Regions from separate parts of the Mus musculus genome. Here region 2 is linked to region 1. A link is a loop called in an ENCODE intact Hi-C map of the cell type or tissue named here. Cell type or tissue: heart. All regions are shown on one strand. Links, peaks and the distances in the headings refer to the core of each region. The heading gives the core; the rest is flanking DNA.

The links. Hi-C counts contacts between places; a loop is a spot of excess contacts. Peaks named below come from ENCODE experiments on the same cell type or tissue, not always from the same donor. Only the 100,000 strongest peaks of a DNase experiment are listed, where the experiment ranks them.
Region 2: a loop joins it to region 1, with 2.6 times the contacts of the local background. A loop is called at or near these places in 1 of 42 quality-filtered maps.

The regions. Positions count from the first base shown.
Region 1 is chr5:24,597,254-24,613,055 of GRCm38, forward strand. It overlaps Smarcd3 (SWI/SNF related, matrix associated, actin dependent regulator of chromatin, subfamily d, member 3), which reads right to left and starts at 4,749. Exons shown (of 13, transcript NM_025891.3): 1 at 4,528-4,749; 2 at 1,339-1,550. The coding sequence starts at 4,605. In heart, for the core only: a CTCF peak has its summit at 7,759; DNase peaks (open chromatin) are centred at 5,928, 6,648, 6,958, 7,728 and 2 weaker places; H3K4me3 peaks cover 3,962 bases; H3K27ac peaks cover 4,614 bases; H3K27me3 peaks cover 442 bases.
Region 2 is chr5:24,443,727-24,459,528 of GRCm38, forward strand. Agap3 (ArfGAP with GTPase domain, ankyrin repeat and PH domain 3) reads left to right here and starts at 8,451. Exons shown (of 18, transcript NM_139153.2): 1 at 8,451-8,808. The coding sequence starts at 8,481. It overlaps Fastk (Fas-activated serine/threonine kinase), which reads right to left and starts at 1,509. Exons shown (of 10, transcript NM_023229.2): 1 at 1,340-1,509; 2 at 169-579. The coding sequence starts at 1,421. It overlaps Tmub1 (transmembrane and ubiquitin-like domain containing 1), which reads right to left and starts at 4,120. Exons shown (of 3, transcript NM_022418.3): 1 at 4,031-4,120; 2 at 2,808-3,226; 3 at 1,737-2,547. The coding sequence starts at 3,193. The coding sequence ends at 2,196. In heart, for the core only: CTCF peaks have their summits at 8,243 and 9,360; DNase peaks (open chromatin) are centred at 8,105, 8,755, 9,465 and 10,305; H3K4me3 peaks cover 2,888 bases; H3K27ac peaks cover 3,140 bases.

The sequences.
Region 1 (15,802 bases), core at 5,184-10,183:
AGAGGTGACTCTTCCACCTGGTTCCTGGAGCTCCTGAGCCACCATGGTGTGAAGTGGTGGGACTTGGCACTCCAATGGCTCTGGGCTTGGAAGGGACTGTTTAAGGGCAGGAAACGCTTGTGGTCTTGGACCATCTGCCAACCAAGGGCCACACCACAGTCACAAGAACCCTGGTAGTGTGCAGGAGTGTTCTATGTGAGTTTGACTTAGCACTGGAACCAATGTGGCTGAACCTAGGGTAGATAGCACCTGGTATTGGATGTTTCTGTTTCAAAAGCAATGTTCTCTCTTGGCTGACCAAGAGAGAACACATAGCCTAGAAGATAGCTCTACACTGCCCCCATGTGGCTTTCTCACTCACTGCCCCCTCTCTATCCAGAAATCCACTCTATGCCTAGTCAAGCAACTCATTAAAGAAAAAAAAAAAAAAAAAAAAAACCATTCTTAGGCTGGATAAGCCTCTCATGAAAGGATTGATTTATTTCAAATAAATTGTCCACACAAAACTCTTAACTTATACATAAAAAAATAAAAAAATCAAAGAATTACTTGCTATACAAGATAATGATTCACTTTGTAAAAGGATTTACTGTGGGATGCCTATGATTTTCCTTGATGCGTAAAAAACTATTTAATAATGAAGTAGAACTGATATTACACCTTGTATAAGAACCCATCTGTTGTGCAAAAGGAAGCATGTGTGTTTGGCTAAATACCGATGCCCATAGGGGCATAACTCTTGCCAAGAGCCAGCAGGGACCATGGGAGTGCCACTAACTTCTCAGACGAGGAAATAAGCTGGTCCGGTGGCTTGGGGGCAGAATTGCTCCCTCAGAGGGGTTATAACGCCCTCTTCATGCCCACTGCCAAGGATAAGGGCTGCAGAAATCTAGAGGGGCTCTGACGCAGCCCGGGACTCGGGACTGGCCCGGAGGTACCAGAGGACTACATTTTAGAAAACACACAGCTAAAACTCAACCCTTGGTCTATTGCCAGCCTTGCCTCTCCCCAAAGACTGAAGCATCTCCCAGAACTTGGGGTACAGGATGGGAGAAAGGATTTATCAGGTGACAAGCAGAGGAATGAAGGGTGCGTGCAGAGAAGGGACACTGGCAGCCGACTATTGCAGCCTGTCTTCACTGTGGGCACACAAAAGAACCAGACCAGTGCCCCCTAAGCCCTCTCCAGAGAACATCCAAGCTAGAATGACTTGGTCGCTGCTACCACCCTTCCTTAGCTTTCCATCCCCACCACTCACCCACCTGGTCCCTGAGGCTTCTGCCTTCCGCCCCTGCACGCCCTTTCACGCGGGGGGGCGGAGTTTTGGGGGGCACTCACCTGCGGCTCCGCGCTGGGGCGGTGGGCACGGGCTGGCCCTGGCCCTGTGCCTGGCTCTGCCCGGGCGGGGGCGCTGCTCGCTTGCGGGCGGGCTCCATGCCCGCGGGGGCCAGGCCGGGTCGTACCGCGGGGCTGCCCATGTACGGGGAGCCCGGGGGGCCCATGGGCGCCCCCTGGTGGGGCATTCGGGCTCCAGACGGCATCCCGGGGCGCTGGGGGGTGGGGCGGGAGGTGAAGCAGAAACAGGCGCCGGCAGGTCAGATTCGGTCCCGACCCCCAGGCCAGCGTGCCTGCGTTCCCGCCCCTCTCCAAGACCCTGGGTTGGTAACCCTGCGCTGAGCGATGAGTGGGAGTGATTGGTGGGAGGGGCGGGGGCGCGGGAATCTGCGCGGCTCTGGAGGAGGGGGCTCAGCGTCTCCTTGCATGAAGCTAACTGAAGCCAGGAAATTGCCCAGAGCATAGCCGAGTCTCAGAGCCGTGCAAGGTACCCCCAAAATGAATATTAATGGCGCCTTTCAACCTTTCAAAGGATGTTCATATCCTTACGGTTCTCTGCAAGCCAGTCAGAGCAGGTCTTTTCATCCCCACTTGACAGATGGGGCAACTGGGGCTCAAAGAAAACAGCGACCTCACCAAGGTCACCCTGCTCTTCCTGGCAAAGGCAGCACCTGGCGGGCCCTGCTCCCCGCTGCTTCGCTGCGGTGAGGGAGGGGCTGATCTCCTGCCCTCATTCTCCATTTCCACACCCCACTTCTGGGTCTGATGTGTTTTGTACTTGAGCCCCTATCTCCATTTCGGAGCCCCCTGCTTTTGGCACCTCAATCTCAAACATAACTGGTACAGCTAACTCCAGGTCTCCACACCCACTGACTTAACCTGCCTCTTTAATTTTATTTCTCCCAAGATGATACAAGAGACTGGGCAAGGGGACCTGCGGGTCTGGTGTCATCAAACTCTGCCAGGTTTTCTTGAGTGGCAAGTGGGGAACGGGACTAGAAGTGGACTGCCAGTGCAGGGATGTGAAGGAAGCAGCATCTGTAGCAGTATCCATTTCCCCCTCCCATCTGCCCACATCAGAGACAACCTATTCCTCACAATATCCCAGAAAGGGTAGAAATTGGAGGGAAATGAGGCAGGTTGATTTTCTCTGGCCACCAGCTCTGGGCAGTCAATCAAAAGAGATGAGATGTGAATGCAAGTGGAGTGTTTCAGATTTCACTTGTCCAAGCCCAGGAAGGGGGCTGAGGCTTGGGGACCTAGACCAGGAAGGGTATTAGGGAGAGGGGAATGAAACCCCTATTATTTAAACACTACCATCTCAGGCTAGGGATGTAGCTTGGTTAAGGGCTTGTGCAATACATGTGGTGCTCTGGGTTCGATCCCCAGCATCAAATAAACTGCACATGATAGCACATACTTTTTTTTTTTTTTTTTTTTTTGAGACAGGGTTTCTCTGTGTAGCCCTGGCTGTCCTGGAACTCACTCTGTAGACCAGGCTGGCCTTGAACTCAGAAATCCACCTGCCTCTGCCTCCCGAGTGCTGGGATTAAAGGCGTGCGCCACCACCGCCTGGCATGATAGCACATACTTATAATCCTAATCTTGAGGTGAAGGCAGAAAATCAAGACCACCCTCTGATATATAGTGAATTTGAGGCCAGCCTGGGCTACAGAAGGCCATGCACACACACACCCTTCTCATCTTGCCCCCTGGATTAAGAAGCCCTAACCCTAACCCTGGGCTTCCTTTCTCCTCTTACATTGCTTACCTCTGAGGTCTCCACCCAGAGCCAAGCAGCTGTCTCTGCCCATCTCTTCTATAGTCAAACAGGCCTGTCCCTGAACTTGCCTCCCCCATTCCACCTGACTCTGTCACTCACAGCACCAATGTCACCAGCGTGGAAGCTCAAGCCTAGCCATTCTCCATCACTATAGAGGGGACTCTAATCATCCAAGAACCGAACTACCAAGTTGACCACATTCAATTCCATATGCAGAGCCTCTTCACTGGATGGTAGTCTTTAAAGCAACTACTCTTAAGCAGCTAGGTCAGGATTGGTAACTCCACTAACCCATAGGGCTGCCTTGGAATTTATACCCCAGAGATCCCTATGGCTAGAGAACAGGCTGCCACAGAGAAGCCCTCTTCCCTATCAGCCACTCTCCTATTCATCAAGGCCACTGATACTGTTGGGTCTAATGAGGCCCTGAGAAGAAGGCTTCTAGGGGCCCCCAGGAGCCTGCCATCAGTAACAGCCTCATAAGGGTCAGATTCTGGGGGCCCTTGCCTCTCACTGAAATGGTGCTTCCTGGAGTCACAACCAAATTTGGCCATAGTAAATATGACTGACTCTTCCCTCCATATGCCCAGGCTTAGAGCTCCTCACAGCAGGCTCTCCACCTCAATAGGTTCCTGGGTACCCTCAGACTCCTCACATGTCTTCGTGAGTGTGTGAGTGTGTGTGTGTGTGTGTGTTAGAACGGTATAGTACTATCCCTTTGGTTTCTAGGCCTCATGTCCCCAACTCCTGCCCCTCCTTCACACCTTTGAGGTGTTAAGGTCATCAACTTCTGGTGGCTGAGCCTGCCAAGGAGATCTTCTGACTGCTTAACTTGAGGTCTCACAAGTAGACCCTTCTCAGCTCTGACAGCAGGGCCAAGTCCTCAAGGCCCTCCTGCTAGGATGCAGAGGTTGTTCAGCAGAGAGCTTTTGCTCTTAGGTCACCTGCTCCTAGCTGCTCAGACCTAGTCGGAGTGACCCTGTCCCAAAGGATGAACAGGGACAACAGGCAGCCCTGCCCTAGCTGTGTGTTCGAGTCACCACCCCACCCCCACCCCCAGGGCAGGGGTAACACCTGAGCCCACCAGTAAAAGAATGTGAGACATGTCAGTTACAGAGGGGACCCCCCTCTTGGGGGAGGCACGGTGCCCACATCCCACCCCTTGCCCCTGAGAAGAACCCAAGCCGACGCCTCTCTTCCCGGCCGCCGCGCGCCCATCCCCAGCCGACCGCTTGGCGACGTGTTCGGATGCCAGGGCGCCCGCAAGGTCCCAGGGTTGGGCCGTGACCGTGCGCCCCTCAACCAAAGGGGTGGGAGAGCCGGAGCGCGCCGGCGGCCCCTCCCGATCATCCCTCCATTCAGCCCGAGCCAGCTCGCTCACCCTCCCCCGCTAACTTTCCCCCACTCACCACCCCATGGACCAGAAACTCAAAAAGTTTGCTTTTCGTGGCTTTGCGCGCCCCTCCGGCAACTTCGTCCGCGGCCATCGGGGTGGGCTCAGCGGCTCCTCTCACTCTCTCTCTCTCTTCCTCTTTCTTTCCCTTTTCTGCCTTTTTTTTCCTCCAACTCTCCCCTCTGAGTCCTGCTGGGCTCTCTCACACTTCTACTCGAGCGGAGTGGGGAGGGGGCCCCTTCAGGGCTGCCCTGACGGCCCACGGCCCACGCCGCCGCCGCCGCCCGCCCGCCGCCGCCGCCGCCGCGGCTGCCGCATTCCTGCACTGATAAGACAGAAATAGTCCGGCGGCCCGGGGTCTGCCTGCGACGCGCCGGGGACGGAGCGGCCCTCCTGTGCACTCCGCGTGGTCCAAGCGGCGCACAGAAGCGGCGAGACGAGCCGATCTGCCCGGAGGCTGCGCGATGGGCAGCTGCGCTGCGCCCAGGCCGCCCGGGGCCCATCGGTGGCGGCTCGGGGAGGGAACACCACGGGAGGTGACAAGGGGCTCGCCAGCCACTCTGCCCTCGCCACAAATAGTTTCTCGGTTAGGGAATTCGCCGACATGGCCAGGCAGGGAACAGACAGTTCCAACTTTTTTCCCCCAAGTGGCTCCTGCAGCATTTCTGAGGCCCTTTCCCCTGGGACCAGGCAGGCCAAGTAGGGAAACATTTGCTGGAAGGAATCTGGGGGGGAACCCGAGCCCGAAGCAGGCCTTGCTCCTGTCCCAGGGCCAGCGCGGTGGGTGTGCCGGGCTAGGCGGGCTCCCGGGCGCCCGCAGATGTGTGTGCCCTTGTCTCGCACACCGTGTGTCTGCACCCTTTTGTGGCACGGCGCAGAGGCTGTGGGTGTGGATGTTTATGTGCGTGCACTGACAAACGCCCAGTCTGTGTGCTTCCCTTCACAAGAGCCGCCGAGCCTGCGCGCGTGCGTGCGGGGCAGGACACGGCCTGTGTCTTTCAGCTCTGTTGGAGTCTATTTCTGGGCTTGTGAGTCTTTGTTTGTCTCTGTGCGAGAAAGTGAGGGCAATAGGGGAAATATTTCCGAAAAGGGGACATGGACTGGACTCATGAGAACAGGAGGAGTACATTGTGAGGAATGGCGCGGATCCAGGGTGGGTACTTGGGTGGGTAGGAGGAAAGGGTGAGGCAAGCAGGGCTTGATGGCTTTGGCGCGGAGACCCAGAGAGCTCGGGATTGGTGAAGTCCGCCCCAGAACCGAAGAGAAAGCAGGAGTGTGGGGTAGGAAGACGAGGAAACCCTAAATGGGACAGTGTGGATAGAACTGGCCATCCCTGGAGGGGAGGAAGAACAGAAAGGAGGGGACAAATCCTGAGATCCCTAGGTTGAGCCCAAGCTCCGCCCATTCCACAAGCCACGCCTGTCCCCACCTTCTGAAGGAGGAGTCCGCGGGTTTCAGGACAATCAAGGGTCAGGTTTATGGGCTAGCTGGGGCTGCCGCTGAGAGAGGGACAATGCCTGAGGGAACTTGTGGGAACACATACAATTTGAGCCCTCAAGACCCATTGCACCGAGGGACCCTAACCTTTGGCCCTTCAGAATGTCTTCATGGGTCAGGATAAGGAGCAGAGGAATGCTCTCCCAGTCTATTTGGCCTGTATCTTTGTTTCCTGCAGGTCCTGTTAGTATGCCTAGCTGTCATTGTCCTTTCAGGTGGCCACTGTCACCGTGAAAGACTAGAGAAAACATCTTCTTAGATGCTATGGGGGACAGTATTCCAGGATGGGCAGACTCCAGCAGCAGCAGACAGTAACGGTGGTGGCTGGAAAGATAACCTGCTTAGGGCCAGCAGCTCACCTCCAACACTCCCCCCACCCCACTCATCCCCTGGTCTAAGGCTCTTCAGGCATTTTGCAATGCCTCCACTTGCACTCTCTGCCTGTCCCATCCTTTAAGACCCAGGTCGGACCCTGGTTCCCTGCTTCGCTTACGGGAACCTATTTTGGTCTTATCCAAATGTCCCATATCATTCATTCATCTTGCCCATAAACTGGGCTGGCGGAATGCCTCATGTGCCCTTCACTTCAGGTGTTTTGTGTTTGGTCTCCCAAGGAGGTTGTGACTCCTAAAGGCAGAAATGGCATTGGGCCCACGCTTTCTGCAGCCTGGCTGGGTACAGGGGCTCTGTCTACAACATCAAAACTGAGAACATCTGCAAAGCTTAACAGGCCAATGAACATAGGCCGTTTACCTGAAGATGTGAGTCACTGCAGCTACCCCGACCTCTGCTCCTAGCAGGGACTGGAAATCCCAGTCCTTGGAGGTTCTGGGAGTGGGGTGGACAACTCTAGGCTTTAGGAAAAGCTAGGTGTCCTCAACTTTTAGAGCCACCTCTGAGGAGAAGACAGGAGGCGGCTGTCACCTTAGCTTTGTGGGTGGAACGTCTGAAGGACGGGCACCAGGCCTGGGAGGCCTTGGTGGTGAAGAAAGCTGTGGGAGATGCCAGGACTAGGGGAACGGGGCACACCAGTCAGACCCACAGACAGGTCCTTTTGGAGCTGGCCCTCTGGGGGTATCATTATGCTTCACAAAAACCACACAACTTGGAGCACACATACTGCCACAGGGACAAGGAGCCACATGGATTTGCACATAGAGGCACACTCTGGCCTCCCCACATCCCATACAATGAGAGGCCGTTCACAAGTGAGCAGACACATTAACATGCTCTTCTAGCAGGTCTAGTGGGGGACTTGTGGCCAGGGAGACCTTCTCACAAAGGACAGTAACCCCACCACCTCGGTGCCACCAGGGTGCTGGGCAGTAACACGTCGCCCACAGTGCCCGCGAAGAGCCCGGCCTTCTTCCAACCAGACTGGGCGCAGGCCACACCCGGGTAGGCCGAGAGCGTGTCTGGGGCAAGGGGAGGGCGGCCGCGCTGCGTCCCGGAGCTGGAGTCCCCCCTGTCGTCCCCCCATCTCTCCTTCCCTCGCAGAAGCACCACCAGCACCAAATGGCAAAGCGCCGCTCCCCGCGCAGGGAGCGCTGCGCCGCGGCCTGCGGGACGGACGGGCCGCCTCGCCCCCCACCGTGCGGAGCTAGCGGCCGCAGCCGGTGCACTGGGGGCTCCGGCCGCCGGCCCGCACCGCCCTCCCTCCGCCCGCACGGCTCCCCAGACCGAGCATGCGCGCTGCGGCCTCCCTCCCGGTGAAGGTCAGCCCAGGGCCCAGCTGCAGGACTCCACGGCGGCCAGGGGAGGCGGAGAAGGGAGGAGGGATGCAGGGAAGAGATTTAACTCCTTCTCTGCGGGAAGATGGCCACCCAGACCCAGCCGGAGCCCAAGAGTCTTGTGCTCCCGCCCTCTGTGGAGGTCCCGATTGGGGACAAGGCAGGGGGGAATTGAGGGGGTGGGAAAGGGAGAATGAAGGGCTAGAAGGAAAGAAGGGAAGCTAGCTGGGGAGAGGAAGGGAGGGAGTGGAAGAGGAACAAAGGAGCGAAGAGGGAGAAAGGACATCTTGCCATAGAGACAGACCCCTTTCTCTTGTCAGCTTTCCCTCGCCCCAGCAGTAAAACTTCCCTCAGAGAAAAACAATTACCCTAATTTTATCAGGGGGTGGGGAGTGTGAAGAGAGACCCTTTGGAACTCTAACTGCCAGGTCTCCTGATATTTGTGACCTGGCCTGTCCCTAACCTTTCTCCTTTGGTCACTAAATCCTAGGACATGACAGGGGACCTAGTCTGATGAATAAGCTCCAAGTCCCTTGGGAACTCTGGCTAGAACTTAGGACCAGTCACAGTTTCTAGAAGTAGGAGGAGAGACCTCTGAGACCCCAACATCCTCCACTTCCTTCATCACCTGAGAGACTCAGCTCTAGTCCTGGGGGAATCACTCACAGTGGTCCCTGTGCCTGCGCACCTCCCTATTCGTTTTCAGAATGCATCTGTGCCCAGCACACCGCCTGCTACTGTAAAGGGGGCTGTCTCTCTGTGTGACTTTGCCTTTCTGTGTTAGTTTTGCATGCATGTACACACACACACACACACACTCACACACACACACACACACACACACGGCAAATATGAGCAAACAAACAAAAAACAAAGAAAAAATCGGCCACGGAAACAGTTGTATGACCTTGGAAGAGCTGCTTCTATCTGCCTGTTCCTGCTTCCTCAGGGGTAAAAGAGAGCCTTGGCCCAGGGATCCCAGGACCTTCCCTGCTCAGAGAACCAAGGATTCCACAGACAGAAAAGAACTGAGGCAAACGAGGGAAGGGTTGGCAGGGAGGGGGCAGAGAGACATGGAGACATATCCCCACAGCCAGTGGGTGCTGTTCCCACAGAGGCCTGAACCGCTTGCCAGCCACTCCTCTGTGAAGTCTGCAGGGACACCTGCCTCCCCTCTTTTCCTTAGAGTCACTCTCTGCCCCCTCCCTGCCACACCTCATTTGTACCCTCAACACCACATACCATGCCATGGGGCCCCTGCCATAAGGGAAAGACCTTACCGTGGGGTCCCCAGGGTCCTGCGCCGTGGGCAGGAACATGATAAAGGTTAGCTGATGCACAATCCTCCTTCGCTCTGCCTGCGTGGGTTTGTTCAGTCTAATGGGACGCTCCTTGACACCCCTCCCACCCCCACACACCGCACACACAATGAACTGCAAACATCGGGGAGCTGAGGCTGCTGGTCGCAGGAGGAGCGCAGAGCTGGCCTCTGGGGCTCTGAGCATCCCGCTGGCCTAGAGGGAAGGCAGGGTTTGGATTCACAGCCAGTTTTCTTTCATCCCCCTCAAGGCCTCCATTAATTAGGTGGTCTCTTGGAGCGGGTCACTCCAAATAGCTTAAGGCACTGTAAAAATAAATAAATAAAAAGGGGGAGCCACTGAGACTAGGTGCACATTTCTCTGAGGAAATGGGCGATGTGTGGGGCCATGTTTCTGGGGGGTCTTGAAGGGTGCTAGCTTACTGCAGCCCAGCGGTGGCTCTGCCTGTAGGCAGACTGCACTAATGGTTGAAATCAGGCAGTTCCCTGGGAGAAAAGGATGTGCCATACACAGTCAACCCACCTCCTTCTCCTTGATGGGCACCTTACAGGTCTGGCTAGAGTCTGGGGCTTAGAAATATGAGAAGATTAGAGGGACGATGGCCTGGGCCTGGGTACACAAAGCTGCATGCTTTCTCTCTCCTCTCTCTTCTAGAGCTCAGAGCCCTTTGGTGCGGCAGCCCATCAGTCTCACAGTAGCCTCTGAGGCCTCCCTCTGCCAGCCTCATGGGTCTGATGCTCTAAGGCGAGTCTACCACACCATATCCCAGACTTTCTGCTTGCTATGTCTGCAGATGTTGGTGGAGTCTTCAGTGTTTGTTGCTAGGAAGCCCCAAGGTTTCCTGGAGGGTTGCTCATGTCCCTATGTCTAACACTGTGCCCCTAGGAATGCCCCGTCCTCCCTGGGAGAAACAGCTGTCCTCATCTCTGGACAGAATGCTGTCTGGTGTCCCACTCTCCCCCCAGTGAACTCTGGGAATACAAGGAAGGCACAGATTGATGAACTGAGCCAGGGCCTCATGTGCGTTAAACACGTCACACCCAGGTCAACTTTATTCCGTATTTATTGACTTTTGACCTTTCTTGATCTACCCCTTGACTTGCTTCCCTCCCATCGATAATCCATCTCTATTGAACCCTTCTTGCTAGCACACATGGTATTGTTTCCCCATCTGCAAAGGACTCTGCTCACCCCACTTCTCCCAATTGTGAAAAGACTTCTCAGGAGTATATCCACATTTGCTATCTTCACTTGTCTTGAACTCAAATTCCAGTGGCTCCACACCCCACTGAGAGTGTCCCATCAGGAACACCCTGGACTCCACACTGTCCAATACTACCATTGATTTCCAGGCCTTGTATTACTTAGCAGACTATACAATGTTTGACCAAGGAAACTGCTTCCTTCTCTGCTGTCCTCCTGTCTCCTGGATGCCCCTCCTATCTGTCCTGCTCTTCATGTTCCCTCTCCATATTGAAGCACCTCCAAAGGATCCAGCTCCTGTGGTCCTCCACTAGGTCTCACCCACGGGTACCACAGCCTTCTGGAGGCCTGCTCCCACTGGTACCGTGTGTCGGCCTCTGAAGATTTCCCATAACCCAGGCATTTCTCCCAGGCTTCAGACTCCTCTCTAATTGTTGGCTTAGCATTTCCATTCAGATCTTTAACAGACTGCTCAAATTTAATCCCATGGTTCTACCTCATTCTCTGCTCTTTCCATCTTCCAATGGCCCAGGTCCCCATGTTCGGAGCCACAGTAAATAAAACCTTACCTTTCTCTCATACCCACATCCAACCTGAAGAAATATTCCCCTGGCTCTGGGTCCAGAATCCAACCATTTCCCCTTTCCTCTGGGTCAGCACCACCAATGCTAAGTGGCCAGCTTCCCAGCCTGCTCCAGACACTGCAATCTGAGTGCACTCAACACTGCAAACTGCTTTTGCGCTTGCATGCACGCATAGGAAGGATGCAAAACAGGGAGATTCCGGCTTTCCTGCACCTGCAGAGGCTTTACTTGTTCAGTTTGACGATGCTCAGGAATAAGACCAGGCTATCACCCATCAGGGAAAACCACTATTGATTTAGAAACAGGCTGGGTGGTGGCACGCACCTATAATCCCAGCACTGTGGAAGCAGAGGCAGGGGATCTCTGTGAGTTCTGGTCTACAGAGTGAGTTCTGGAATAGACAGGGCTATAAAACCCTGTCTCAAAAGCAAAAATAAACAAAACAAAACAAACAAAAAGGATGTTTTTTGTGGATGCTTGAGCTCCGCCCCCAGGCTCTGCCTTTGCTCTGGCTTCCTGATCTTCCCTTGGGCTGCTCGTGGCCTCTTATGGATCTCTTCCAGCCTCACCTCACCTTGCTCCTTATTCTACTCGGGAGCCGCTGCTTGCAGGTCTCACACCCCTGAAGATCTGTTCCCACCCAGACCCAGTCTGTCTCCCTACTGAGAACTGTAGGCTGGGCAGGGAGGTGCAAAGCTTGGACCTCAGCACTGGGGAGGCAGAGGCAGGGGCACGGGCACAGGCACAGGCACAGGCACAGGCAGGCTGACTTATACAAGTTTCTGGCCAGCCTGGTCTACACAGCCAGTTCCAGGTCAGCTGCAGCTGAAAGGGAGGCCCTGTCTCATATAAATAAAACAAATATAGAGAGATAATTCAAGGGGCCTGAGTGTGGGCCTCCATGCTGTAAGTTCAATCCTCAGAGCACACATGGTGAAGGGCAAACAAGCACTGGCTGGGGTAAGCTATCCTCAGACCTGTGCACTGTGGCCCATGTACACTTCTGTCCATTATCAGTAAATACATTAATGAATTAAAAGAAACCTGCATCTTCTCTCTTCCCTCCATGTTTCTTCTTGCTTTTACCCTGCTCAGTTTCCCCAACTCCCCTAGTCTATATAACCCCCCTCCTGTGTTAACACTCTCTCTCCACCACTCCCCCTACCCCCTACCCATTTAGGGTACAGGCTCCCAGAAGGTAAGCCTTTTATCAGTCTTCTTTGCTGATAACTCTCAAGTATCTTGGGCTTCACAAAGGCTGCAATCAATCAAAGTTGCTGATGAGGATACCTAAGGCAGACAGCTTGGGATCTGCAGTATGCTTCCTTCCCTGCTGGGTGAGGCTGCTATTGGAACCAGTGTTATCTCCGTGATAACCACACAGCTTCATTTGCACAGGACTCCTTACTGTTGACCAAACACTTTCACACACATGGACCTGCCTTCTCCTTACAGATACCTCAGGCGCCTGCCTGCAGGAGAGGGTTTCTAATCTAAAGATAAAGAGAATGGTGTTCTCAGAAGCCATGTGACTTGCCAAAGTCGCTGCGCTGTGACCAGGGCTGCATGCCAGATCTCCTGATATGGATGGAGGTCCTTGGGTTTCCCCTTCATCTCAAGCTACTGCCCCAGAATCTCCTGTGGAAGGCACACTTGTCCGAAGTTGCAGAGAAAGGGGCATTACCCCCTTTCCACACATCTGCTTTGTTAATGAAGGACATTACAGAGCCGGGGAGATAGGAAGATAGCTAGAATAAAGACCTGGGGTCCTATCCCCAGAACATGCATACAAATCTGGGCGCAGTGAAGGACCTCTGAAACCCCAGCATGTGGGAAGCAGAGGTGGACAGATCTCTCGAGCTAGCTGGCCAGCTAGTCTAGGTAATCAGTGAGCCTCAGGCTCATACAGAGACGGTCTCAAAAATAAAGTGGAGCCCAGCAGAGAAAGACACCTAATGCCAACCTCTGCCTCCACACTTGCATAAACAATGGGTTCAGCCACTCACATAGACAGACCAAATCCACAAACATACATGTACACCATACATAGACATGCAAACACCACGTGCGCATGCACGTGCACACACACACACACACACACCCGAGAGAGAGAGAGAGAGAGAGAGAGAGAGAGAGACAGACAGACAGACAGACAGACAGACACACAGAGAGAATCAAGACTCCTATAAGCCTGTCTTTAAGTTGATTTACCTTTGATTATCTTTTAAACACCTCACCCCAAACTCAAGCACATTGTTTCAAACATTGGGAATATAAATCTTCAAAAAGTTACCACCAAGTTGGCTAAGGTAAAGAAATAGCAATGCACTCATGGTGGTCTCCTTAGCTCCTGTGTAAAAAATCTTGGTTAAATTTGTAACAAGTTCCTTGCTCTATGGCTCTATCTGGATTACAGCTGGACACGTGTGTGCATCTGTGTAACATGAGGAAGCATGTACATGAGGAGTCATGCTCACACATCCCCCTGTCCCTCACCCCAGGCTGCTGTGCACCAGAAGGGCACGCCACCTCATCCTGCCTTCCCAGCATTACCTGGGAAGCATAAGCTTGGGGAACTCAGAGGCCCTACTCTAGCCCTCAGGAAGTGATGTGCATAGCAAGATGCTGGTTATACAGAACACACTACAGGGGCTGGAGAGATGCTCAGAGGGTAAGAGCACTAACTGCTCTTCCGAAGGTCCTGAGTTCAAATCCCAGCAACCACATGTTGGCTCGAAACCACATGTTGGCTCGCAACCACCTGTAATGTGATCTGACACCCTCTTCTGGTGTGTCTGAAGACAGCTACAGTGTACTTACATATAATAATGAAAAAAACACACACACACTACAGAGTCTTCCTCCCTCCCCGAGTGTGTGTTTCTGTGTGTGGATATATTCACATGTATATGCAGGTGTGCATGCGTATGGAGGTCAGGAGCTGTCTATCTTGACTTTCTGTGTTTATTAATTGCCTGGGGTTTGCTGCCCACCCTAAGCTGACTAGCATACCCTAAGATGGACCTATATCTCTGCCTCTCCAGCACTGGGGCTGCAGTGTGTGCTAGGATGTCCCAGCTTTTTACATGAGTTGAGGATCAATCTGAGGTCCTCATACCTGCATGGTAAGCACTTTATCAAGTAAGCTATCCTCGGGGGCTATGCGGTGTGTCCATGACCAAGGACCTCATGGTCAACACTGGGTTCTGCATCTCCTTATACTGGGAGTAGGCAGCAACAGGCCTTTCTCCTAGAACTGGTCTGTGTCTTGGCCACTCTGACCTGTTAATCAACTGTCTTGGGTCAGGGCTTTGACAACTTGGCTTTGCTTCCCTGCCTTGTCCTGTGCTCCTCTATGTTCCTAACTCATGGTCCTGAGTGAGTCTCTGCAGACACCATGGTGTGATGTTCTAAACTGAAGCTATAGAACATGTTTTCTCAGTTTTGGCACCATGGGCATTTGGGGCAGGGTGCCAAGCACAGCCTCTTTAACACTTCCTGCCCCAGGGCGACTGACTGTGGTGGCTACTCTGAATACTGCTGGACATTTGAAGCATCCCTGGTCTCCAGTATCTTCTACTAGACTCTTGCTCCAGTGTTATACTGGAGACAATTCCCAGCCAGCCACCGTCCCCTGCTTCTGGGAGGAGGGGCTGCCTCTGGGTGAGAACCTGAGCTCTGCAGTCCTGTCCTGGGGTCACACCTGGCTCAGCACCAAGTTCTTTGACACCTCTAAGCCTCATTTTCCTTGTCAGCAGTCCAGGAAGCCAAGCCTTGGCTCACAGTGTCTATGAGGTTACAGTGTGGGCCAACGCTATACCTGATGCATAGCTGCTTTCCCAGTTCCCCAGTGCTACTGGCTACCTGGGTTGCCTCCACCTCACAGTGCAGGCCCAACTGATCCCACTGCTGGCTGGCCTCTGCTAGTGCACAGTGGCAGGGCCCTCAGGGCCCTTCAGCTGTTGAGGAGGTGAGGAGGATGGGAGCGCTGCACAAATGCCCTGGAGGGAGCATGTGAGAGACTGGCTAGGGCTCCTAGAAAATAGCCGGGCAATTACTCAGACTGACTAATTATGCTAGGCTCTGGGATCCCTGGGGAGTTTGGACTCTTCCCAAATCATTGGACGCATTCCAGCGGAGAACAGGCTAGTGCTACAGTGCCATGGTGTGCAGATAGGTCACAACACAGGAAACCAGTGGGAGAGGAGAGGAGCGCTCAGGAGCCACACAGGAGTGTATGTCCTGAGCATGAACCTCAGACAAAGCCATGAGAACAACTCTTCAAGACGTGAATTGGAGCTGATGGCAGAGGCATCTAGCCCATGGAACCAGTGCCCCCTGTCTGTACACTGTGAGCAAGTGTCCACACTGTGAGAAGAGCACCCCCATTCCCTTGGAAACCCTACAGCCCTTGAGTGGACCAGATGGGTGGGGGTTGCTGAGTGCCGGGAGCCTGGGCAGCTCTGCAGAGGTACAGGGGTGCCATACCCAGACAGGTGAGGTACAGAAGCCATCGTGGGTCATCTGTGCAGAGCCGTGAGCTAGAGGTGAAGTAAGCGTGGGCAGCAGAGTGCCATGGTTCTGGGGCACAGAGACTGGTGCCCTTCTCTCGGGAGGGGCACCTTAGGGCTCAGGCTTTATCTTGCTGAGGGTTTTATACTAGTGGCAGATGGAACCTGACGGCAGGTGTCCAGGGAGCCCGTTCAAGACTAACCCAGGAAGAACTGCAGCTGTGGCAAGGCTTCTGCAGAGGCAGGATGGAGCTGCCTCTAGTTTGTTTTCCTTTGTTACAGGGAACCCAGGCAGGCCCAGAAACCTCCATGTAGCTACAGATAATCTTGAACTTCAGGTTTTCCTTATCCACCTCCCGAATGCTGGGACTATAGGTCTGTGCCATCAAGCCTGCTCTATAGGCGTGTGCCTGTTCTATAGGCGTGTGCCTGTTCTATAGGTGTGTG
Region 2 (15,802 bases), core at 5,307-10,306, 150 kb before region 1:
GAAAGATGCTGCTTGACTTGGACATCCACCATGGATACAGAGAGCAATCAGCAAATGTGCTTGGGGAGGTGAATGGGAACATGAGTTTTATCAATGGCTTGGGTCCTCTACTGCTCTCTCTTCCTCTATTCTTCCCGAAACACCCACACCTTCCAATACCCTCCTCACCAAGTAACACTGCAAGGTGGAGACACACATGGATGGTGTGAACGTCAAAGGAGGGGCAGTTTCGGATGATGAGCTGACTCAAGTCCTGCAGTGTGGCCTGCTCCACAGGAGAGGGCCTAGGCTGAGACACCAAGAGCTGGCCCAGACGCCGGAGTGCCACAGGGTAGTGATGAGCTCGCACCTTGGTGGGGTTCTGGCTCAGCCATCGCAGTAGCTCCCCAGGGCTCCGTGCCTGTTCCAGAAGCCGTTGAAGGCCTTGCACAGGGCCTCCTCCAAAAGGCCGGTCCCCGGACTTGCTGGGTCCCAAACAACAGGGCTGTACTGGTGGGATGAGCAGCAAACCAGACAGCCGAGCAGGGGAAGTCTGGGCAGAGAGCAGGATTCGAAGCATGGAGCTGGGTGGTGGAGACCCTGAGGGGGTGGCCCAGAAAACCAGGTGAGGTTTCCTCCAAGGGGAAAAATATGCTATCTAGTCCTTACCTGACTCCCCATCCAAAGGGCCTGAAGTTTAAAAAAAAAAAAAATCCCGTGTGATTGCCCTGGTATTCTTACCCAGTCTGCCCCTCTTCTCCCATTCCTTGACACAGAAACCCTAATTCTTTAAGTGTGCTCAGTGCAATTCTATTCACATTTCACATGCATATCGCCTTCGATGCTCCGTGCAAGCTGATGAGGAGTCTCAGGGCTGTTACCTCATTTCTCAGGCGGAGAAACAGGCCCAGAGCGGCGGAGAGGTTAAGCCTGAGGTCATTCACAGGGCTAGTGGTCGCACCCAGCCTGGGAGCCCCGGTGGTCCGGGCGATGAGCCCTGAAGACCACCTCCCCGTCCCGCAGGAGGCGGCGGCGGCGGGGTGGGTGGAACGCAGGCTCAGTAGCGGGCCGGTGCTGGGTCCCATGCTGGGCGCTCCCACTTACCAGCTGCGTGACCTTGAACTAATGTCTTCGCCTCTCTGCCTAAGCCTCCTCACTAGTGAAATGAGAACACAGCGCAAGCTCGCGGGGCGCGCGCCGAGCCCGAGTGAGCTATCTGCCAAGGCGCGGAGCTGATGCTGTCCGCGGGAGGGGCCCCCACACCCTGTCCCGGCCCCAAGAGGCGAGCAGCCCGTGGTCACCACCACTAACACCAGCTCCCGCCGCCCTCCCGAGGTCCGCCCCTCAGGCGCCACCCTACATGACTCCCCGGGCCCCGCGTAGGTCACTCTCTCAGCTGGTCTTGGGGCCCGGGAGCCGGGCTCCCCCCGCGGCCTCCTCATCAGCGGGCCACCGAGTCCGCCATCTTCCCAGCAGCCCCCGGATCGCCCCCAGACGCCAATCGCAGTCCAGCGCCAGGGCGGCGGAGACGTGGCTCCCAGCAGGCGCTGCGAGCAGAGGAGCCGCGAGCCCCGCCCTCCGCTTCCGGGAAATGCGCACGTCGCGGGGGCGGGGCCACAGAGCTTGCGCTGAAAGGTGCCGGGAGTGGCGGTCCTCTGTCCAGCCCTGGGGTAGCTTGAGCACTCAGGACCTAGGGCAGGTTCCATTCTCGTAGAACAAGGGCTCCCCACCCTCAAGCAACACACAGACACACTGGGTAGGAAAACGTCACAGTTTCTTTAATCTGCACAAATTCCAGAAAACAACTCTGCCCCTCTCGATTCCCCTTCACCAGTCTCCCAGTCCACCAGTTTCCAATTCAGCCTAGGCAGCTCTTTGAAACTAGAAGTATCTAGATCCTCTGTCAGCACACTAAGATGGGCCCATTGGGGTGCCCTGGCGGCCAAGGCAGCGACAGCAAGTGCCTGATCCAGAAGAGCCCACTGCCAGCGAAGGCTGAGGTCCAGCAGCCCCAGGAGATGGCCTAGAGCTATGAAGATCACACGGAGCGGCCTCCGCTAACACCCGAAGTCCTCTGCGGCGCAAAGCTGGGCTCCAGGGTAGTGGGAAAAGACAGGCAGCGGGTGAAGTGGGCCTGGGCAGACAGCAGCTCCCTTTGCGCCTTGGGGAATGAGGTCCAGAGGGGCTGGCTACACTGCCAAAAGCCCGTGGAGGCACTACGGCCGATACATGGCAAAGGCCAGGAGACTGAGGAGCAGGGTGAAGCCGGCCAGACCCAGGGTAGCGGTCAGGGGAAAGAAGGGCCGGTACTGGATCTGGCAGTACCAGAGCAGGAGCAGCAGCAGAAGCAGCAGGGGCAACAGAAGGCTGCCGATTTCCAGCCCGGAGGGGCCGGGCTCTGACCCCGGTGGGCAGGGAGGATGTGGGGGACCGACTCTCGTGGACACGTGGCAGTGGAGAACGCAGTTGGGGGGCAGGTGGAGACTGCCTAGTGTCTGAGTGTCGTCTCCTAGCAGTTGACCTTGGTAGATGAGCCGAACCTGCTGTTCCTGGCCTGGAAACTGGGTCCTGAGGAGAGAGGGACCTGGGTAAGAGAGCAGGCCTCAGGCAGTCCTGGCCCATTGTTCAGAGGACCAATCCCAATTTTCACCACCCCTACACCTGACCACCCAGATCCTGGCCTCTGGGGGACAGATTAACAGGAATGGTGTATAATGTGAGGAGACAGATTTTTCAAACAGAAAATAAGGGAGAGCTTCATAGGGTGACCCTTCTATAGACACCCACCCCATTTTTAGCATTTTGTTCTTACCCTCTTCCCAGCTTACCTTTTTAAGGAGCCAATGGTGTCCTGAGGCCAGGCCCTGGCTACCTGCTCAGAGTCATTGAGAAATTTCAACCGTAGAAGTAGGGGTTCCTGCGGAGAGTCTGGAGGTGTTGATGCTGTGACCCCTGTGTCAGGCTCTGGCTGTGCAGATGGACCTCTGTGTCTCAGGCTGGGACTCTCAGCCCCTGGGGCCTCCTCTCTGATGCTGTCAGAGGCTGACATGGCTTCACTGGGCTGTGCTGGTGTTGTGGTCCCCGGCGGCTGTGGTTGGGGGTCTGTACTCTCAGTGGTATGTGTTGAGACCCAGGCGAGGGCCAGCACCAGAAGGCAAGCAAGCACCGCAAAAAGGACAGTCACCTCATCGCCTACGCCTTCAATCAAGGCCATGGCACCCGTGCTGCTGCCAGAGGTGCTAAGGAGCTAGAGAGGTGCAAAGAACTGGTGAGGGGCTACTTCCTGGTCAGAAGTCATTCCAACTTCAACTGTCCTAGTTATTGTGTGTGCTTGCGCACCCAGGATGCAGCATCCTGTAGTCCCAAACTTGGCTTTTGGGTAACGTCCCTTCCCATCACCAGATTCCAAGTGCTAGCTTTGCTATCTGAGTTCTAGATCTTCATTCAGCACCCGATTCACCGAAACCTTACGTTCAAGAAAGGGCCTTGCTTTTCTAAGCAACCCTCTCCTTAAATGTAACCTTCATCAAACTTTACCCAGAAGCTTACCTATTCTTTGGTTCACTTCATCCCAAAGTTCACTCCTTCACCTATTTATAGCAAAGCTCATCTGATGCCCTGTCGCTTAAGTTTCTCTGATAAAAGTGTCTCTCTAGCCCCCTGCCCTCCCCCTTACCATTTACCCAAACCCCACCCACAACAAAGACCACTTCCCAAAGCTTCCTAGACAACCCCAAATGTCAAACTCCACCCTTGGCCAATCTGGAGTCTTGGGAGTTGTCTACTCAGCTCGGCACCTTCTCGGGTCCACCCAAAGCCCACCCCGCAGCAGTCTCCCAGCGCCTCCTGGGCTCCAAACCCAGAGGTCTCCAGACCCTTGATCCCTCGGGGAGAACCTAGACCTAGCCCTCCCCACGACTACTCCATCACTCCTCCCATCTGCCCGCCCCCCAGAGCTACTGGAGGGCACCAGCTATCTCGGGGCGGGGCAAGCAGGTCCCAGCTGTGGCCTGGGGCGACCCGGTGGGCGCGGCCACGCACAGCGACTCACCGCCCAGCTCCACCAGCTCCATCTCGGCTCCTCGGGCACTTCCGGGCCGAAGGCACCGAGGTCGCAGACACCTGAGGTCCCTCTCCTTCCCTGCTGCCGCGGCCCGGGAGCATTGTGGGGATTGTAGTTCGCCCTGTTTAGTTCCCGCCCTCCTCCCTGTGAACCCACGTGCCGGGCTGGACCAGATGTTGCCGGTACCCTTGGATCGTCGATGGGCCCACGGGAAGGACCCTGGGGTTTCTGCTTGTCCACAGAGATTTGGTCAGCAGCAAGAAACTCTATCTCCGCTGCCAGCTGCTGGAGCATCTGTCACTCCTGACACCAACGTCATCCTGCAGCATGTCAGAGCACCCGCGTTGGTGATGCAGTGATGAAGGCTCTGGGAAGCGCAGGTGGCCACTACCCAGCCAAGCCTGTGTCATTGTGGACGCCAAAAAGCAGCTTGGTTTTCTAAATTGACTCTGTTGCTGAGAAGGTGTAGGTTGTCTGCCCCACTTGCTAGGGAGAGTGCCTGACGCCAGCTGTCTCCTGGCCTCTGCTGCACTGTGTCCCTATGAGATTGTAAAGATGGCATAGACTTTGGAACTGAGTGTACATCCTGCGGTCTCATGTAGACACTCATCAGCTATATAATCTCTGGTGGGTTATTTAATCTCTGAACAAGTATAATTCTTCTAGGTCAGTTGGAAAGAAGAAACTCGTTTTATTAAATAAGTATGACAGCTCTGTAAAATTTATGTATTTTTTTGTATTTTGCTCGCCTAGTATTAATGCATTGGCTTCACCAAAACGTAAACTGAGAAACTGGCTAAGTATGGTGACATAGCCCTGTAATCCCAGCACTGGGAGTTTGAGGTAGGACAATTAGGAGGTTGAGAACTTTGGTCACCTAGAAAGACCCTGTTTTATTCTCCCACCCCTAAAAAAGTATTTCCACATAAAGGATATAACGATGGATCTGTGACAGCCAATCTCTGTAGATTTTTTCTTATTCCTTTGACTCCAATATCTGCAGAAATCTTGAATCCCAGATTTTACAGACCAGTTTTGACTTGGGAGTTTGCACATGCATGTGTGTCTGTGTGACTTGTCTCTGTTCTCTTATGCTAAGGGTACAGGCAGAGGCTCCCAAGCCTGGTTTCTGACATGAATACTGAGGAGTCAAATGGAGGCCCGTATGCTTGCAGAACAAGTCCCTAATTAGTTTTTTAAAAACAAGGGTTTGTATATCATATTTGTATGGGTGTTTGCCTGAGTATATTTAAGTACACCACACTCAAGCCTTGCGTCTCTGGAGGTCAGAGGAAGTACTAGAGTAATAGGCAGTTTTTTGGAGCCATGTAGGTGTTAGGAACCGAATTAGGGTCCTCTGCAAGAGCAGCAACAGGTGCAGCAAATGTTCTTAACTCCTGAGCCATGTCTCTAGCCCCATCCAGTCCAGTCTTAATTAAAGATAACCTACTCTGCTCTTCTATGGATGGGACCTCTGTTTAACTACTTCAGTTTTCAGATTAAGACCAGATCAAATATTGCCTTGGGCACATTAGTTTGGATTTATAAAGTAAGGAATTAACTTCTGTCTAGTTTCTTCATATTTCTTCATTTATGCTATATTTGAGTATATATGTTTTATATGCTAGGTATTGTGCAAGATACTGGGCATATAATGCTTTCTCTCCTTGCCCTCACTGATACATACTAATAGAGGAACAGATATGCAGATAGACAATCAATGAATGTTAAGGTAGGCATGTGCTGGTGGCTGGGGCAGCACTTTGGAGTGTTTCCCTCCCTCTCAAGTTCTGGGGAACTTCTTGCTGCCAATTCTAAGAATCTAACAGAGATGCTATAGGTTTGTTGGTTTGTATTTTTATTTTTCAAGACAGGGTTTCTATATGTAGCCCTGACCTGGAACTCTTGATGTAGAGCAGGCTGGCCTTGAACTCACAGAGATCTTCTGCCTCTGCTTCCTGAGTGCTGGGATTGAAACCATGCACCTCCACCACCTGGCCAGAGTATTAATATTAGTTTTAGAATTGTAAAGTAGAACTATACTTTTTTTTTTATGAGAAAAGCTATATTTTTGTTGAACTACTTCAGTTTTCAGATTAAGACCAGAAATTTTACAAGACATTCCTAACATCATACAGATAGAAGCTCGCATCACTCAATAGTTGGGAGTTGATTGGTTTGTGCCTGATCCTTTGGAAACTAAGAGAAATATGGGAAGGTGTGTAAAAAGTAAAATACTAGGAAATTTTATTTTGGGGAAAAGTCCAAGTTGCCCTTTGAAGTGGAAATGAGTGTAAAAAAAGATGACATGTGGGCTGGAAAGATGGCTCATCGGTTAAGAGCAGTGGCTGTTCTTTCAGAGGACTTAGGCTCACTTCTCATTATACCACACGGCAACTCAAGAGTCTCTATAACTCCGGTCCCAGAGGATACTGACCTTCACAGGCAGCAGGTACTTGTCTGTACATAATACATATATGTACACACACAGGGGATACACCATACACATATAGAGCTATGTGTAGAGCATTTGCCCAGGAGGGTTAGTAAGGCTCAGCAGAGAGGTCTGCAGGACATGTATCAATGGTGAACTGACCCCTTAAGGTCATATTGATTACTATGTTGATTAAGTTAATTAAAAGTTTTAAGTTTTTATTAATGGTCAGACCAAGAGTTGCTTTTCATCTCTGAAGTCTGTTGGTGTCCAAGCTCAGGGGTACAGAGTTAAAAGGCAAAATGCACAAAGACCATAATCTACATCAAAGTTAGATGAGGGTTATACAAACCTTGAAACATTTATGCCTGACATAGCATAATTATTTCAGACATAATAAGACTTTTTTTTTTCTTGTGACAGGGTTTTTCTGTGTAGCCCTAGCAGGTCTTCAACTCATGGATCTGCTGCCCCTGCCTCTGCTGGGATTAAAGGTGTGCACCTCACCACTGCCTAGTGTTGCTTTTCATTTTTGAGACAGAGTTGGTGATCTAGATTCTGCCTTCCTAACGCCAGGACTTTAGTCATGTACTCAGATTCAGCTGGTTTTGGGTTTTTTGTTTGTTTGTTTTTTAAAAAAAGGTCATATATAGCCCAGGTTGGCTTTGAACTCCCTATTAAGCTCAGGCTGTCCTTGAACTAATCCTCCTACTGTATGGCCCCTGTGCTGGGCTAACGTGTACATCATGATACCTGGCATCCTCTAGCAGATTTATTCCACAGGGTCATTCCCTTGCACATGCCACCTCCAGGTTTGAGGATCTGTGTTGGGGATGTGGGTTAACACAGCTGAAGACAACTTTGATAATGGGAATACAGAAGAACTGGGACACTGAAGGGTGATCTCTGGCCCTAGGAAGGCATAGGATAGACAGGGTCTATCAAGAAAAGACAAGGTCTGTCAAGAAAAATTATGAGACCCATGTGGGTTCTGCTGAGTTTCTGTAATGAACCAATGGGCCCTTTTCAGTATGGCAGGGAGGGTCTTTTGGGAGAGGGCTGTCACTGGGAGATAAGAATTGGGACGCTGTTGTTTCAAGCTTGCAGGGTCTCTTGAGTGAAACTCTCAGAGAGAACTGGACATAGGAACGGGGAGCCCGTCCCAGTCTCTCAGGTGCAGTCGACAGTGGAGACTGGGGGCCCGGGGGCCGGGGTCGGGGGCAGAGAGCCAGGGAAGAGAACCCTGGCAAGATCCCTAGGGCTGACCTCGAGGCCTGGAGACAGAGGAGCTGCTGCAGCACTAAAAGAAAGAGGGTGGCGCCCCTGGGCGAGCTTCTCCGCCAATCAGTCCCACTTATCAGCACCCTCAGGCACAGAGAACAGTTCTGAGTAGCCCAAGGATTCCACACGGGCCTAGAGCGACGTAGAGAGGTAGCAATGACAGCTGGCCGGACGTGGGGACAGCGTGATCGTGTCCCCAGGCGGGAGGCCCTCGAGGCTTCTGTCTAGCTTTGGGGCGGGTTAGCGGGCGGAAGGGCCTACGCGGGTGGGTGGGGCCGCGCGTCGCGGCCAGCACGCGGTTCTTGGGGGTGGAGGCTAAGGCGCTTGCGAGAGAGGAGGGGCGGGGGCGCAGGGCGACGCTGGAGGGGCGGGGGCGGCTGGGAGGGGGCTAGGCTGCGTGTGCCGGAGCCGGCGGGGGCGGCGGTGCGTGCGCATGACGCGGGGGGAGGGCCCGGGCCGCGCGCTCCCGGTCCCGTTGTTGTTGCCGCTGGAGGCAGCTCCGAGGCGGCGGGATCTCAGCGCGGGTAAACGCCGGGCGGCGGCCCCAGCGTGCGCGGCCGCGCCTTCTGGCCTCGGCTCCGGGCCTCATGCGCTAGACCGGCGCCGCGCGCTTAGTAGTTAGGGTTCCGCCAGCCCCGCGCGCCTGGTCGCTGCCGCCGCCGCCGCCGCCGCGCCGCCCCAGGCCCTGGCTGGGCCCGCTTCGGGGCCCGCGCCTCCGGAGCCATGAACTTCCAGGCAGGCGGGGGCCAGAGTCCTCAGCAGCAGCAGAGCCTGGCGGCTCCGGGGACCGGCGGCGGCGGCGGCGGCGGCGCGGGGGGCGGCGGGCAGTTCGGCGGCGCGGGGCCCGGAGCCGGGGGTGGCGGCCCCTCGCAGCAGCTGGCTGGCGGCCCCCCCCAGCAGTTCGCGCTCTCCAACTCGGCCGCTATCCGAGCCGAGATCCAACGCTTCGAGTCGGTACACCCCAACATCTACGCCATCTACGACCTGATCGAGCGAATCGAGGATTTGGCGCTGCAGAACCAGATCCGGGAGCACGTCATCTCCATCGAGGGTGAGCGGAGCCGGGGGCCTGCGGGAGCTGAGACGCGGTGGCCTTTGCAGCGCTGGCCGGTGGCGGGTGGGGGGCGAGGGTCCTTCACGGCCTCGGCCCTGCCCCTTTCTGGCGCTCAGGGGTCTTATGGAGCTGAGGTTCACGGTTTGCTAACCCCCACTGCAGAACCCTAGTCCAGGTTTTTCCATGTCTCATACAGGAACACTTTTTTTTAGGGGCGGTGGGCTCGGTCCAGTGTCAGTGGACACGTTTTTTGTTTTTTGTTTTTTTTCCTCCGTGACCTGGGATGTGAAGATGGTTGTCGCTCCAAGGACTGATGCGCTGAGTCGCCAAAGACCGGGAGGGCCTGGGGCCACATCTGGCTAGGCACGGTCAGGCTCGCTGGGTGCGACGGAAGACCTTGGTGGGTCGTGAAGGTGGGGCTAATGCCTGAGAGTAATCTTAGCAGCTGCCCTGGCCCAGCCGGGCTGTAGGGGTGGAGGATCAGAGAGAGCTTTGGGTTAGTGGATGGCAGCCTTCCTGGGCCTCTCCTGCAGGCTTTGGAGGGTGGCGCTCCCCGCGGCGCCCTCTCCCGACGCACACCCACCCCCACGCTTCTGCGGTCGGGCGGGCGCGGGCCTGGCCTGGGTGCAGGACTGGGGAGCTGTGGCCGCGTGGGAGACTCTGGATGAACCCTCTGCGCTTGCCAGTCCCTTCTAACCCCCAGGCATCCATGTGGATGTCAGGATGCTGACTGACCTCCAGGGAGGTCGGGCCTGGATGTAGGGGGACTGTAAACCTCAGGCCATGCACTGCTCCTACTAATGTTCCTTTCTGTGGGCACATGGGCCTGAACCCTGGCAACTGAAAGGCACGTTAATTGGGGGGCACACTGCTGGCAAGAAGCCCCACAACCTTTGGTGTAGTGGAGGCTGGCTGGCAGTAGCAACAGGCACCCCAGTGGCAGTGTTGACCTTCTAGCAAGCTTGGACAGATGGGCCTCGCCTTGGTCCATCTGCTTCTTTTTCCAACTCTGCTTGAAGGGGGACGCCCACCAGCAGGTGGTGGGTTCCGCCTTAGTGGCAATGCAGGGAGCAAGGCTAGTTGCTGCTGACTTGGAATTAGGAAGGGCATGTCCACTACTTGGGTCCTTCAATTTAGATCCTGCTCCCATCTAGTGTGAGGCTTTGGAGCCATCTGTACTTGAACAGGCCTGTTTTGCTTTTTTGAGGTACCCATTGCTGATGAGTCTCTGATCTTTTGTGAGTAGAGCCCCCCTCCACCTTTAGATCTGGGCCCCTTTGTTGTAACATTCCCAGCTGTCTTCCTTTTGATCTTTTCCCAGCCTGTTTTCTTCTCTTTCCTTTCAAGGCAGAGTTCACTGTGAACTAATTAGGTGACAGAAAAAACTCATTAACATGGATTTGAGTAAATGACTTGGCATCACTGCTATGCTGGGGATTGGGAGGTAGCATTAGTGTGAGCCCAGGGTCTTCAGGAGAGATGAGGTGGGGTTTTTTCCCTTAGATTCAGAGGGTGAGGCCGGAAGAGACTGTTCTCTGAGCTTCCCTGTTCCTAGAGGAAGTGTCAAGTTCCTCATCAACTCCCAAGATGATTTCCCGTGCCTTTTTAGGAGGCTGAAGCAATTTACTGGACAGCCACCAGTGTGTGTGTGTGCAGCCACCAGTGTGTGTGTGGAGGAAGGGAGGGAGGGAGGGAGGGAGGGAGGGAGGGAGGGAGAGAGAGAGAGAGAGAGAGAGAGAGAGAGAGAGAGAGAAAGTATGTATTGGGGGATCAGCTGTCCAGAGACTTTCAAGAGTAGGGAGCAGACAGGCTGAGCAGGCTCTGCACCTAGTTCCTGTTTATCAGTATTATTAACGACCTCAGTCATCCCTACTCACATACCAGATTGGGCATCTTCTGTTCGAGTCATGGTCCCAGGAAGTACTTGGGCCGGTTTTGATCTCTGTCCTAAGTAAAACATGATAGGCAGCGTTTTTCTAGAGCCTTCCCCCAGAGCAACTTCCCCGTTGAGGGTTGGAAGTACCCCACTGTCCCATCTGCTTAGCCTGGAAGCTTTGTATCACCTTGATGAAATCCTGGGCCTTGGTGATCATTGTCACCAGACTGACCCAGCTGTTCCCCATACACACACAGCCCTCTGCTCTGCTGTCCCCGGCCTGTCCCTGTCCCATCTGTCTGGGAAAGCCTCCCAGTGCCTTCTTTCACCTTCGCTTCCCAGCCTCTCCTAGGAACTCAGTTTTTTTACCCCCGCCCTACAGGCTCCCACACTTCTGTCGACCCAACTTTTCCACTGTAGGCAGGCTAAAAATTAAAGTAAAATAAAAAATAAGGAGCCTAACCAATCAGGCTCCTATTCCAGTGTTCAGCCCTGTGTGCTCCCTGCAGTAGACTTCTCCATCTGCCTAACCATATTGGCCTGTTCTACAGGGCAGGGCTCCCACCTTGTCCAGCGAAGGGTGATAACACATCTTGATCTTTTCTGTGTGAAGCCCAGCAGATGTAGGATGTTACATGCACACAGAGCTGCCAGGGGCCTGTGCTTCAAGGGGCTAACATTTCACCTTCCTTCAGCTAATCCCTGGTGAAGGGCTTGTTCTGTTTTATCAGAAGGTGACTACCAGAACCATTTAAAACACTGAAATTCCTTTCCTACTCAAGAGAGAACACCTGTCCAGCGCTTATCCCCAGGGAATGAAGGAAACCACCACCAGGGCCTAGAGAATAGAATGTGCAGAAGCTCTGAGTCACTCAGCCTCACCAGTGGGAAACTGACCCTCAGAAATGGGAGGGGCCAGTGTTAACCCAGCCTCTCTCCTTCCCAAGGAAAAGTTGAGTCTCTTGGTTGCGGCTGGGGCTGCGTCCTAGAAAGAAGAATGCATGCACACCAGGGTTTCTCCTGATGGCACTCAGTGGGGGAAGGAGACTCAGGGAGACCTGGCCATCAAGGACCCCAGAGAAGGTGTTGGGAGGAGAGTTCTAGGGGTCTCTACACGTGGGTCTGAGCAGGTATATGTCTGCCAGGGATGGGGCAGTGGGGCCTGCAGCCCAGCTCAGTTTCCGGTTTGAGTTCTGGGCTGGAAGTGGACCGTGCCTCTGTGTGCGTGCCATATGACTGTTACTGTGTATGCAGGAACCCAGCTTTGTCTGCTGCATGAAACCCCTTTGTTTTTCCCTGGGGTTTGTGTTTCCGCAGAGCGGGAGAAGTCCCTTTGAGCACTCCTGCTCTCCCTGGATTGTTCTCAGCCTCGTTCATGCACTTCCCCTTCCGCCTGCCTTCCTACCCAGGCTAAGGGGTATCCCAAAGGAACTGGAAGGAAGAAATGGGGCTTCTTCCTGTTTGCTTTAGGCTGAGAAGGGGCCAGGTGTTTTGGGAAAGCCAGAGGGAGCAACAGGAAGAGGGTTCCAGCCACAGTATCTGCCTGGGCAGCCTGAGGTTAATGTTACGGCTGCATTCCCCATTGTTCTGAGATTTCTCTTGCTGAACCCCTGCCCTAAGGAAAGGGCATGGAAGCCCCGATCCTGACTTTGCTGATTGTTCATGGTCGTCTCCACTCTGGCCAGGATTTTTGCCACAGGTCTGCTGTCTTGTGCAGTGCCCAAGATAGGCTTTTCCCAGCGGCCCTAACTTGTAGGTCAGGAATGGGTTGGAACCTACATCTGTCGCTGTGATTCCTACAGTTACTGTTTCAGTGGGGAGGGCCTGTTGGGGGCATGGCTGCTTATGTAGGACTTCACACAAGGGCTCTAGGAATTCTGAGAAAGGACACCCATGTGGAGTGCTGGTAGGCAGCAAAGAGTATTCATTCCCAGTCTGTCTCTTGAACTCCTCCTAGGTGGCCCAGTTACATCTGGGACCTCAGAACACAGAGGAACAAAGTGGGTGGAGGGAGAAGAGACACAGTAAGGGCTGGCTCAGAAGGCACCTGCAGTGGTAGTAATGAAACTGGCTTTTCTGAAACCAGGGCAAAGCTGAGAGGCCTGCTTCAGGTTAGAAAGGACCGTGCTTCCAGACTATGACCTCAGGAAAACCTCCCTCCATCTTTGGCTCTAGGGTCAGTGTCTGTTTTATCTCCTTCATCAGGGAAGCAGACTGTGCCCCTAAGGACCACCTGCTGTCACTTCTCAAGTGTGAGCTGGGCCTGCTGGTTGGAGGGTTTCCCACCACTGTGTTAGGAGTGGTCTGTAAACATACATGTGGTATTCAGGGTATATAGCAAGTGAGTCTCTGTGCCTAGCCTCTGTTCATAGGGGACAGTTGATGGGTGAAATGGACCCTGGGGAGGGAAGTTTGTTTAATTGAAAAAAGTCCTTTTTTCATAGTCTATTTTGATGGTGTTTTCCCCTCTTCCTGTTTCTCCCAAGCCCCCCACCCCACCCAACTTCTTTTTTGTTCTTTTTCTTGGCCTTTTAAAAAAGATAAAGGAATAAGCACACAAAACCAGAAACTAAAACATACAAGTCAAAAAGATCAATAAGAAAATAAGTCCTGAAGAAAACAAAATGAGGCAAAAAGTCTACAAAAACAGCATTGAGTTTGTTTGTGCTGACCTGGGCGTGGGGCATGCCTTGAAGTGTGCTTAGTACACGATATTGGAGAGAACAAAGTTTTCTTTTGCTGGGGATTATCAGTTGTAGATGGCTTCTTAGTTAGGGGTAGGAGCCTGCATCCACTTCTGGCTCTCAGCACTGGGACCTTACGTGCTTTGAACCTATGCAGGTCACGGGTATGCTCTCACGGTCTGAGTTAGGTGTGCATCTGGTAGACACCGTTCTCCTGGACTCCTCCATGGCCTCTATCTCGTACACTCAGTCAGCCACTATTTGTTCGTAGCTCCCTGAGCCTTGAAGGAAGAACTTCAAGACAGTCCATTTAGAGCCGAGTGATCTAAAGTCCCACTGCACATTGTCCAAGGGTGTCCATGTTAGTTGGGAGGGAATTTTTAATGCTCTCTCCTGTAGCTATCCATTTCTATCTTCTAAGAGCTCAAGAAACCATGGGAGTTGGTGCTTTCTTCTGCAGGACATAGGTGGCCCAAGAGGGTTCAGGCAAGAATATGGAGTGGTCTTCATAAGAGTAGATCCCTCGACATGTGCCTTTGAGTCCTTGGCCAGCTGTTAGCACATGTCATGTTGGCCCAGGTGCAGGGGAGCTCTGACCTTGTTAGGCTGGTGGCGCTAGGGAAGACAGATAGATGCCTTCCTGCCCCTCATCACCTGAGCACCAGCCTATGCTGCCACATTCTCTGTACTGTCAGGTAGACCCTGGCGTCTGCCACGGCTGAGTATGACAAGAAGGTGAGCAGGTATGGGTCAGCCGTGCTGCCTACCAGCTCTCCGTGCTCCTTGGTCTTCAGCTGTGTCCTGGAGGCAACACAAAGACTTCCTCAGTGTTGCAGAGTTAGAGTCCCTACTATGAGCCACAGAGCCAGGACTAAAATATACAAGTCAAAAAGATCAATAAGAAAATAGGTTAGTTTTTGTCTGGTGTTCCTGTTCCTCACTTGGGTGGTTTGGCCAGGTGACATGGTTGTCCACATAGTTGGCCCCAAGGGAAGCGTTTGAGCTTCAGACTGCCCTGGAGTGTAAACTTGTAGATCACAGCGTACGGCGAGCCAGCCCCCTCTTCTCTGCTGTAGCCTTTTTCTGGTTACGTGAGTCCCCATCTGAAGCATGGCACTTTAGGGTATTACTTCCACTCTGCTGAGTGCATGGAGAATAGCATACGTGAAGAGGTGCTCGCCCCAGAAACATGACAGAATGTGTTCTTTTAAAAAAATCTCATGTGAGGGCGGGAGAGATGGCTCAATCCTTCAGAGGACCCAAGTTCAGTTCCCAGCACCCACATGGCAGCTTACAACTGACACCCTTACACAGACATACATGCAGACAAAACTCTGATGCACATAAGAATACTAACAATGGATGGAACTAGAAAATATCATCCTGAGTGAGGTAACCCAGTCACAAAAGAACACACATGAGGTGCACTCACTGATAAGTGGATATTAGCCCAAAAGCTCGGAATACCCAAGATACAATTCACAGACTACATGAAGCTCAAGAAGAAGGAAGACCAACGTGTGGATACTTCGGTCCTTCTTAGAAGTGGGAACAAAATACCCTTGGGAGGAGATACAGAGACAAAGTTTGGAGCAGAGACTGAAGGAAAGGTCATCCAGGGACTGCCCCACCTGGGGATCCATCCCATATACAGTCACCAAACGCAGACACTATTGTGGATGCCAAGAAGTGCTTGCTGACAGGAGCCTGATATAGCTGTCTCCTGAGAGGCTCTGCCAGAGCCTTACCTATACAGATGTGGATGCTCGCAGCCAACCATTGGACTGAGCACAGGATCCCTGATAGAGGCGTTAGAGAAAGGACCGAAGGAGCTGAAGGGGTTTGCAACCCCACAGGAAGAACAACAATATCAACCAACCAGAGCTCCTAGGGACTAAACCACCAACCAAAGAGTACACATCGAGGGACCCATGGCTCCAGCAGAATATATGGCAGAGAATGGCCTTGTCGGGGATCAGTGGCAGGAGAGGCCCTTGATCCTGTGAAGGCTCAGTGCCCCAGTGTAGGGGAATGGGAGGGTGGGGAGGTGGGAGTGGATGAGTGGGTGGGGGAACTCTTATAGAAGCAGGGAAAGGGGAGATGGGATAGGGTTAGGGGAGGGGCGGGGAAAGGAATAACATTTGAAATGTAAATAAAGAAAATACCCAATAAAATAAATTAAAAATAAACCATTTAGAATTTTTATTTTATTTTATGTTTTTGGTTTTTCTAGATATGGTTTCTCTGTATAGCCTTGGCTGTCCTGAAACTCACTCTGTAGACCAGGCTGGCCTCGAACTCAGAAATCCGCCTGCCTCTGCCTCTCAAGTGCTGGGATTAAAGGCATGTCCCACTACTGCCTGGCATAAAAATTCTTATTTGAGCCACCATAATGGTGCACACCTTTAATTCCAGCACTTGGGAGGCAGAG